Linked DNA regions of Mus musculus: region 2 is linked to region 1. Evidence: chromatin contacts called from ENCODE Hi-C or POLR2A ChIA-PET data. All regions are on one chromosome and are shown on one strand. Each heading gives the region's core, a stretch centred on a gene start or an enhancer-like site at or near the end of the contact. The rest is flanking DNA. Distances are from core to core; before and after follow the strand shown.

Evidence for each region. Hi-C counts contacts between places; a loop is a spot of excess contacts on that map. ChIA-PET counts read pairs that join two places held with the same protein, here RNA polymerase II (POLR2A).
Region 2: a loop to region 1 is called in a map of heart, with 2.5 times the contacts of the local background. The contact joins the promoter of Cry2 here to the promoter of Mdk in region 1. A Hi-C loop is called at or near these places in 1 of 37 maps with a recorded cell type or tissue (heart). POLR2A ChIA-PET finds 5 or more read pairs at or near these places in 1 of 5 experiments (embryonic stem cell).

What each region holds. Positions count from the first base shown.
Region 1 is chr2:91,930,541-91,934,854 of GRCm38, forward strand. Mdk (midkine) reads right to left here and starts at 1,319. Exons shown (of 5, transcript NM_001012336.2): 1 at 1,154-1,319; 2 at 832-908; 3 at 556-714; 4 at 278-439. The coding sequence starts at 907. It overlaps Dgkz (diacylglycerol kinase zeta), which reads right to left. Exons shown (of 32, transcript NM_001166597.1): 28 at 4,276-4,314; 29 at 3,626-3,746; 30 at 3,516-3,549; 31 at 3,203-3,302; 32 at 2,287-2,985. The coding sequence ends at 2,869. Gm39876 (a long non-coding RNA gene) reads left to right here and starts at 1,677. Exons shown (of 2, transcript XR_866530.3): 1 at 1,677-1,759; 2 at 2,097-3,976.
Region 2 is chr2:92,430,940-92,435,675 of GRCm38, forward strand. It overlaps Cry2 (cryptochrome 2 (photolyase-like)), which reads right to left and starts at 3,130. Exons shown (of 12, transcript NM_009963.4): 1 at 2,873-3,130. The coding sequence starts at 3,084. It overlaps D930015M05Rik (RIKEN cDNA D930015M05 gene), which reads left to right. Exons shown (of 4, transcript NR_040621.1): 4 at 1,119-1,369.

The DNA.
Region 1 (4,314 bases), core at 69-2,568:
GGTAGCAGCATGTACCTTTGGGACAGCCTTTCCATAGTTTTAAGCGCAGAGTTAACTCCTCCCTGATCCCACCCCACCTTCCTCAGTTGACAAAGACAAGCCTTTCCCAGGAACCCAGGTCGGATGATCCAACAGAAAGAGTAGTTCCTACTTGGGCAGAGGGTTTAGCATCTCCTGAGAGTGGCCCTCAAGTGCCTGCCCATTCCTAACTTTAAGACTGCTCTGCAGAGACAGAGCATGGAGTAGCCTGGCCCACAACCCCACCATATTCGCTGACCTTTGGTCTTTGACTTGGTCTTGGAGGTGCAGGGCTTAGTCACGCGGATGGTCTCCTGGCACTGGGCATTGTACCGCGCCTTCTTCAGGGTCCCTTGGCGGGCTTTGGTGCCAGTGCTCCCATCACACGCCCCCCAGCTCTCAAACTTGTATTTGCAGTCGGCTGATGGGAGAGTGGCCCCACGGTGAGAGACAGGAGGGTTGTGGATGTCCTCCCTGCCTCCGGTTTATAAGGACATACCCTCTGGCTTCCCGCCCTCCTCCCGCGCGCCACCTCACCTCCAAATTCCTTCTTCCAGTTGCAGGGCACCTTGCAATGGACGCGCTGGGTCTGGGCCCCACAGGTACCCTCGCGGAAGCCCATGCCGCAGTCCTTGCTGCTGGGGGTGCAGGGCCCCCAGGTCCACTCCGAACACTCGCTGCCCTTCTTCACCTTCTCTACAGGGCGCAAGGAACAAAGTTAAGGACATGGCGTGCCGGACCAGCACTTGGTCACACGGCCTGCCTCACCTGCCCACCCCAGCTTTTACTCCTGAGCCCATCCTATCCCATCACCTTTTTTTTTGGCCACCGCGGACGTGACCACCAAGAGGGCAAGAAGGGCGAGAAGGAAGAAGCCTCGGTGCTGCATCCTAGGGGTAAAACCTGGGTTAGAGTTTCTCGCCTAGTCTCTTCTCCGCTAGGAACCGCGGGAAGGACCTCCCACCCTTGACTGACTTGTCCCACTTTCCAGGCCCAAAACGTCGGACCGACAAGGGGGAGACGGAGGGAGGACTTGGAACCGATGTCTCAGCGTACCCCCACCCCCACCTCAGCCCCCTTGGTGGCAGAGCAGCCGCCTGAAGGGACTGGGGCCACAGCCACTGCGTGCGCTCACTCGCTCACTGCTCGATGCTTCGCTCCCTCCCGCTCCGGCCTGTCCCGCTAAGGCCGCTAAGGCCCCTTTTGTCTCCAGAACCGGTCTGAGCCGGTCACATGGGCCCCCGCCCCTCCCCCCATCCCGTGGAAGGACCCGCCCCCTCCCCCCAAACCCGCACCTCCCCAGACCCCCCTAGTCCCCGCCTCCACTCCCGCCCCTCGCCGAGCCGGGACTCCCGCGTCTGTGCCTCTCACCTCTGATCTCTGGGTCTCTGGTCCTGGAGTTCGGTTTTACCAGTGCGCTTCTGGCTCAGGTCCCCTCGTAGCAGGCCCAGCTCTCTATCCCCTCCCCTTCCCCTGGTCTAGGCCTGTCTATACTTTTCCCTCTCGCAGCCTGTCAGCTCTCAGGTCACCACTTCGCTTGCCCACCGCGGGCCCCGGGAGTATGTCCTGGTGTCACAGGCTCGGGGCGGCCACCGCACCCGCGAACCTTCCCTTCGAGGCCCGGCTCACCTCCGGCTTGGTTTTTTTTTTTTTTTTTTTTTTTTAATCAGTTCACTCAGAGTGCAAGAAGGGTCTCTGATGTGGCAGGGAGCTGGGTACCTGGGACCTCAGATGGCTCCGGGTGAGCAAGGCTCGAGAGCCTTTTTCTAGTGCAGGTTTGGGGGAGGAGGAGGAGGGAAGGGCGTTGGGGGGGATGGGGAAGCACATAGAAATGAGTTTGGTAAATCTTGTCGCTGACAAGAGCTGTCTGAGAAGTTCCAGACCGGGCTTCCCCCGGAGGTGATAACCGCCCACCCCTGACCCTGGGGCCTCAGGCTCACCTCAAGCAGATCCCCCCCCCCCCCCCCAGTACAAGCCAGGGGGAGGGGACTGCTCCAGGGCACAGGGCCAAAAGACCAAAGAACCCAAGCCTGGCCCCCGCCCCACCTCTTTTACTTTCATTGTTATCATCCCTGCAGGAGCGGGAAAATCAGCTCCGCCCCAGGCGCTGTGAGCCTAAGGCCCTAGGCAGAGGTCAGGATCGGGGCAGACCCATCTCCCGAAGTGATCTGAGATGTTGGTGGCCATTTCCCCGACCCCAAGGATTACCCAGCACACACCATTGCTCATGTGAGTCCCCCACAACAAGAAAAAAAGAAAACAAGAAAGGAAAAAAAATTCACTTTACTGAGTCACACCCAGCTGTAAACAAGTCACCGTGGGAGCCCCACCCCCCACCCCAGGCCATACAGTCCGAAATGAAATGGCTGGATACATGAGGAGGAAGACCAGGGTAGGTGCCAAGCAGGGCAGCGGGCAAGTGAATACAGCAGGCTCTTGAGTTTCTGGGATGCCCAGGGTGGGTGGATCAGAGAGGAGGGTTAGGTACCCAGAACCCTCCAGAGAGCCCAAAGGATCAGGTGGCTTTTGAAAGTCCTGCTGAGTGCAGGCCTCCCTGACATCGATGCTGAGCTCTGTCCAGCCCTTCCATCTGCTGTGGTGAGCTGGAGGCTGCCCTGAAGGGAGGGAACCAGCCAGCCCAGCCTGTTTCCTGTTCCCCATGAAACCAGGGACAGGTGAGAGTCCAGCTCCTTAGAGTCCAGCCCTAGATCTGAACAGCTTCTCAGGGGGTGGCACGGGGCTCCTTCCCTGTGGCAGGGTCCCCCCATAGCCATCTGACAGGAATGTGGCAGTGAGATGGGCAAGGAGAGTCCTCTGGTAGTGTCCCTTGTTGATCCATGGTCCCCTTAACTACACAGCTGTCTCCTGGTCCTCACGCTGGATCATCTGGTAATGCTGTCTGTTCTCCAGGTAGGCAGCGAGCTCTGTGTCTTGAGCCTTCTCAGCGCGCTGCCGGGGAGTGTCGCCCTGGAAAAGGGTGGAAGGGCCCCCAAGGCCTTAGGAAAGGGCAGGGGTTCTTCTACGGAGCCAGAGGGGGAGGGTATCCTCAGAGGTCACAAGCTTTCCCCCTGCTGGCTCAGGTTTCTCAGGGCCTGGACTGTGTTGGCTCAGAAGAGCTTGAAATTCCCTAGCCCTGCCCCCAAGTCTGGGAAAGGGTGAGTTTGTGCTCTGCCAGGCAACTCACCTGCAGATCTGTCTTCATGAGGGAGGCCCCGGCTTCCACAATGTAGTGGCAGATGGTGCGCTGACCCAGGGCGGCTGCCTGGTGTAGACAGGTCTCCCCACTGGGGAACAGGGGCTGGTTGTAGACACTTGCAGTTCTCTAGGCCTGCCCAGCAGTCTCCCAACAGCCATTAGAAAGGGCAGGAGTTTGGCAAGAGGGGGAAGGGTGCTCAGTGCTAGCCACAAAGGGTTCTTGGGCTCTGGGTGACCAAATGGTTAGACCTGAAGGAAGGTGGTTTTCTGGTGAACCAGGGGCCTGTGTCTCAGATACTCACTTCTCCTCCACAGCATCAAGGATCTCTGGAGGTGCTGCAGATAAAAGGAAAGGGGATGCTAAGAGCCTGGCTCCCCCTTTCTCCCTCCCAGCCCCAGCAACGCAGCTTACCATGATCCAGCAGATAGCGGACCACTTCCTTACTGCCAGTGCTGACCGCGTGGTGCAAGAGCGTGCGGCTCTTCTGGTCACGGTGCATGAGGTCACCTCCTGCTCGGTGTAGCTCCTGGAGCTAAGGGCAGTGGGCAGGGTAGAGCAGGGCTGGATCACCCACCCTTCACAGGCATGGACCCAGGCACAGGCTCACTTAAGTTACTCCTTAGGCACTTCTGAGGCTTTGGTTTTTTGGTCTTTTTCTGTAGTCTTGACTGTCCTCAACTAGGTAGACAAGGTTAGCCTCAAACTCACAGGGACCCTACTGCTTCTGCCTCCTAAGTGCTGGATTAAACGTGTGCGCCCCCACACCTGGCTTCTGAGGGTGTTTTTGGAGTCATTAGAGGCATAAGTCTTGTCATCCTATGAATGAGGGACTCCCCCAAATGCACAGCCAACCAAGCCAGAGAGCCCATAGTTCCTTTAAGACCGACCCCCTTCCAAGTACAAGGGACAGGGGACAGGCAAACTGTATTAAGTAGTCCCTAGTCGGAAGCCACCTAGACAGGGCAGCACCATAGAGGACCAGCTGATGACAGATGACAAGGGCCCAATCCCTCCCTGGGTGAGGGCCTCCAGAGGCAAGGCCAAGCTTTGACTAGTAGTACCTTGCAGCAGTCATTCCTCTTGGCTGCTTCAATCAGTTC
Region 2 (4,736 bases), core at 1,880-4,379, 500 kb after region 1:
TTAAAATCTAGAAGCCATTCACAGCTGCCTTTTGTTTTGATCTTGCCTGCAGCCCCTCCTTTCCAGATACAGCAAATTTGGGGAAGGAAGGACAGAGGAAAATGGCGAAAGATACTAGGAAAACATTCTTGGGAGCCACAGAGCTGGAAGTGGTCCATAGACTTCCTATTATCACTAAGGCAATGGGTATGACAGCCTGCTTCTATGCCTACATGCACATGCACACGCACACTCGCGCGCACACGCGCACGCGCACGCACGCACGCACGCACGCACGCACACACACACACACACACACACACACACACACACACGCACATTTTTTCCTGGTTGCCTTTCTCTTTAACACTGTGGCTATTTTAATCGGATTCCATCTGCAGGGAGGCAGTCAGTGTAACAGAGGTGACAGAATCAGATCTCCCTCTGCTGCCAGATGGGCCCCACCCTTCTAGAGAGAGTCGGTTGCTGAAGCAGTAGGGGGCAGGGCCGTCATGCTGCAGCAGCACCATTCTCTTAAGACTACTCCCAAGCTCAGAAGCAGTGCCGGAAGATTACACATACTGTAGTTATGCAGAAATGCAGCTGAGGGGGGCAGGTGGGGTGGGATGGGTGGACTCCTCGCCTCCAACTCCTCACCTCCAACCCTGTGCACAAATGGCATTTAGCCCCGCACTCAAACCACTGGGGGCAAGGACAACGGCGAGGCTGCTGGAGTGTGCCTGATGCCGGGCTCAGAAGCAGCTACCATATTCGATCTGTTTTTTTGTTATTTCACCTTGTCCTCCTAAATGCCAAAGCTAATTAGACTTCTGGTCAATGCACTGAAGCAACACACTCCCTGGGTTGCCTGGCTTGCTATAGTTCCTTAGTGCAGCACTTCTGAAGCTTGGCTGCAGTGGCCAAAAAACCAAGGCAGCCTAGGGTAGGGCAAGGCAACTGAATCAGAGAAGCAGAAACGGGGGAGGGGAGCCCAGGAAGCTTTCAAGGGTCCTTAAGTGATTCCAACGTGAGGCAAATATTAAAAGCACATCTGTAGTTTGTGTCTCCCCACCTCCACCCCCACCCCATTCTGCTCACGGCATTTAGGCCTCCATTTATGCTTGTCTTTCTCTACTCAGATGCAGGTCTCTGGAGGCTGTGGGAGCTCACCGAGGCCCGACGGTTCACTGCCATGCTCGGCAGCAGCCTACCAGCTACAACTCCTGGAATCCCATTCTCAGTACCTGCACTCCCACAGGACTTGAGATGTTGCCCAAGCATCTGAGCTGCCTCAGTCGTTTTCTGCTTCATTCTCTCGAAAGTGCCGCTACAAAAGGGTGACCCACAAAAATCAAAAAACCATAAAACCAAGCATACTGGAGTTCAATCTACCTTGTGAAGGGGGAAAAAAGGCTCTTTTATTTCCACTACCACAAAGGAGTAGGCAGTCATAGATAGCGCTCCCCCCAAATCCCAGTAAAAAACGAAACATCTTCATGACAACATAACAAATAAGAGTCAGATTCTATTGACTCTGTCCACACTGGCGCACTGCCAAAAGGAAGGGGAGGGCAAAGTCTGAGGCCTGGTTTAATGTCCACAGCAGAGATGGTCATTTGCCGGTGTTTGTCAAACCCAACCTCCTATCTATGGAAACTGGAGCGAGACAGAGTAATAGCCCAATCTGAAAACTGTGTGGGCTGGCTCTTCACAGGACTATCTTTAGTTGCTCCCTCTGTGTAAATGGGGCAGGAAGGGGCATTTAGTAGGCGTGCTACTAGGAACACTTGCTCTCCTAGCAGGGCAAACCCCTCTTGGAGAGGAAAGAGTGGACGCTGAGAGCCACGGTCTCCTGGGAACTACCTCACTCATCTGTGCAACAAGGCCATAAGCAAACACCTCTCATAACAATGCAAACAAACCAAGCTACTGCAGGGAGGCCTTTAGACAGTGATGGGAACATGGTGTATCAAAACGTCTTGTTTCTGAAGACTGGTTACAGAGAAAATACATCAGATGCCGATTTATTATGTCACAGCATGCTGGGAAAGGGTTCAGCCTCCTGGGAGTTATCACCGAATCTTCATATTGTGTTCTTGTTTTTCCACATCAGCTCCTAAAAGTCTCATCTGTAATGGCCCAGCTCTCCTAAAAAACACTTCATGACAACAGGCGGAAGAGCTGACGGGTGATGCAACCCTCTTTGAATATCTTTCTAGCAACGTTATAACTACACAGGGATCCTCTCAGATGGGTTAGGGGACCTCCTGAGAGATTGCTCATTGGGTAAAGGCACCCGGCTTTCCACCCTGGAACCGTATGGTGAGTGAGAACCTGCAAGTCGTCCTTTTAACTCTATACACTGCCATGCCATGCATGTCCTTTCCCAATCAATGTTTTTTAAAAAAAATGCGTCAAGAACACAAAAGTGCCATTACCCGATGATGCCCTTGGGGTCTTTTTAAAACCGGCTAATGCTAAGCTAGGTTCCCTGATCACCACCACGTTTGTCTGTGAAGAGAGGTTACGCGGGATGGGAAAAGAGGCGTGGGGGAGAGTCAAACAAATCCGAGGCTTAGGGAAGCCCTTGGGGGGGGGGGGTCCACGAGGGGCTACTTCTCTTGAAGAAGCTTTTCTCCGCTCCCACAGCACACCCCTAAAAGCCCAGTCCCCATTCTTCCAGGGACTGGCTGCAGATCCTCCCTCAGGTTGACTTCGCGTTTTTGACGAGAGTCTCGTCAGCATAGAGGGACCTCTGTCCCCCAGGCCTCCCAGGAGTTCAGAGCGGGCCACACTGGGCAAAAACGCTGTGTCAGAGTGGCCGCAGGCTGGAGTTCCTGGGCCCAGGGGAGTCCGCTTGGTGTTGCCACCCCGCAGCATAGGGTCCCCTCACCTCCATCGGTTGATGCCCACAGACGAGGAGGCCGCGAACCACGGGTCGAGGATGTAGACGCAGCGCACACAGCGCGCCCCGCGCACGGCAGCTAGCAGCGCGGGGTTGTCGTGGAGCCGTAGTCCTTTGCGGAACCAGTGCACCGAGGACGCGCCGTCCGCGCCCATCGATTGCGCGGGGACCGTCGCTGCCACCACAGCAGCCGCCGCCATCGCCGCCTGGACTGGGTCTCGGTCTGCCGCTCCGCCCGACCGCCCCGTTGGTCCCGCCCAGCGCCCGCCCAGCGACCTATGATGCAGCCTCTCCCTGGCATGACTCCGCCCCAAGGAGTCTGGATCGCCTCTGTGATTGGGTGAGACCCGGTGGGACCCTCCCTCTGTTCCATTGGTCAGCAGCGTCGGCGCAGGCTCCGCCCCCTCACGTTCCCACCATGTGTGGTCCCGCTTGGTAGCCACCCGCCGGTGACGCAGGACCGCGCTGCGTCCGCCCCGCGTGGGCTGAGTCTGGAGGGACCTCGGATCTCCTACGCATTTCGCGTCCCCGGGAAAGACAGGGGTTGCGGTGACTCCGGCCGGTGGCTGACAGACCTGTTACCGGGCCCTTTCTAACAGTTCATTGTCCTGTTCATATGTGAGGCTGAGCGGTGATTGCCTTACACAAACTGTCCTATTTTCTATTTTCATCTCATCCTGGTAACGTTCATTTCATAAACACGAATAAAACAGATGCTTGTTAGTCTTACTCTGCAGATGAAGTAAGCTTAGGGCGCCCCAGTTTGAATGACTTGCGCAATACCATGAATCCAGTAAGATTCCACTCAGAATCTTCCGATTTCAAAATCCACTTCCTCGCAGAGAATCTTGGTATTTGCATACAGAAAGGCATAAGGATAAAGGAGACGCCCTTTTATGCGGCAGGAGTGGGTTTGGGAGAAAGGACAAAGGTTTCAGAGGACGTGGGTTGAGGCAGTAATTATGCCCTCAAATGAATTCATTTCTTTTACGTTCTGTTTAGCAGACACAGTGCAGTTATTTTGCACAAAACTCTGAACTGGATTCTATGTGGGAATCAGAGATGTGCAGGGCAATATTCTCCTGTCTCCTTTGGGAATCCTTTGATTCTTTGGAGATTCTGGCAGAGTTTGCTGATTGAACAAGTGCAGCAACCGTTGCACTTGGGCTAAGATGGGCTAGTTGGGATGGAGGGCTGGAGCTATCCAGCAGAGAACTGTTCCGATTTGTCCTTGTGTTGATCCTATGGGTAGTCACCTTCCCCATCTTGGGAATGAGCAATGAAAGAATCTAGAATTTAGTCAGCAATTTAATGGCATTAATTGGCACCACTCTCTGACTACAGCGTCATTACGAGCCTCTCATTTCCAGCGCTTTGGACATGCTGTTCTCTCACATCACATGCCCCAGCCCACACCCTCGTGCCTCCTGTTTTCCCTGTGACAGCTGTTATTTTCCAGTTTCCTGGGCCCAACCTGCACAGGGGCTCACCTCATTTGGTGTCTTCCCCCCACCCTCCGGTTTTAGTACATAGTACTGGGATTGTTTAGCTATTGTATGTCAGCTCCATCAGACTATAATCTAGCTCAGTACTTGGTACCGAAGGATCATATGAATCAAACATAAGAGGCTTGCATTGGCCAGAGCCTTAAAGTCATCCAAGTCTCTGCCCGACTCTCTCCTTTGAATCTCTTCTGCAAGTACTTGATGAGTGAACTGATATTCCCTATGCTTTTCTTTAAACACTTGGGTTTTTTTCATTATTTTTAATCTCATGTTTAGCTGTGTGTCTGTGTAGGAGTGACGGCAAGTGTCTAGTGGACTCCTGAATAGAGTGTTTCTGGGGGTTGGAG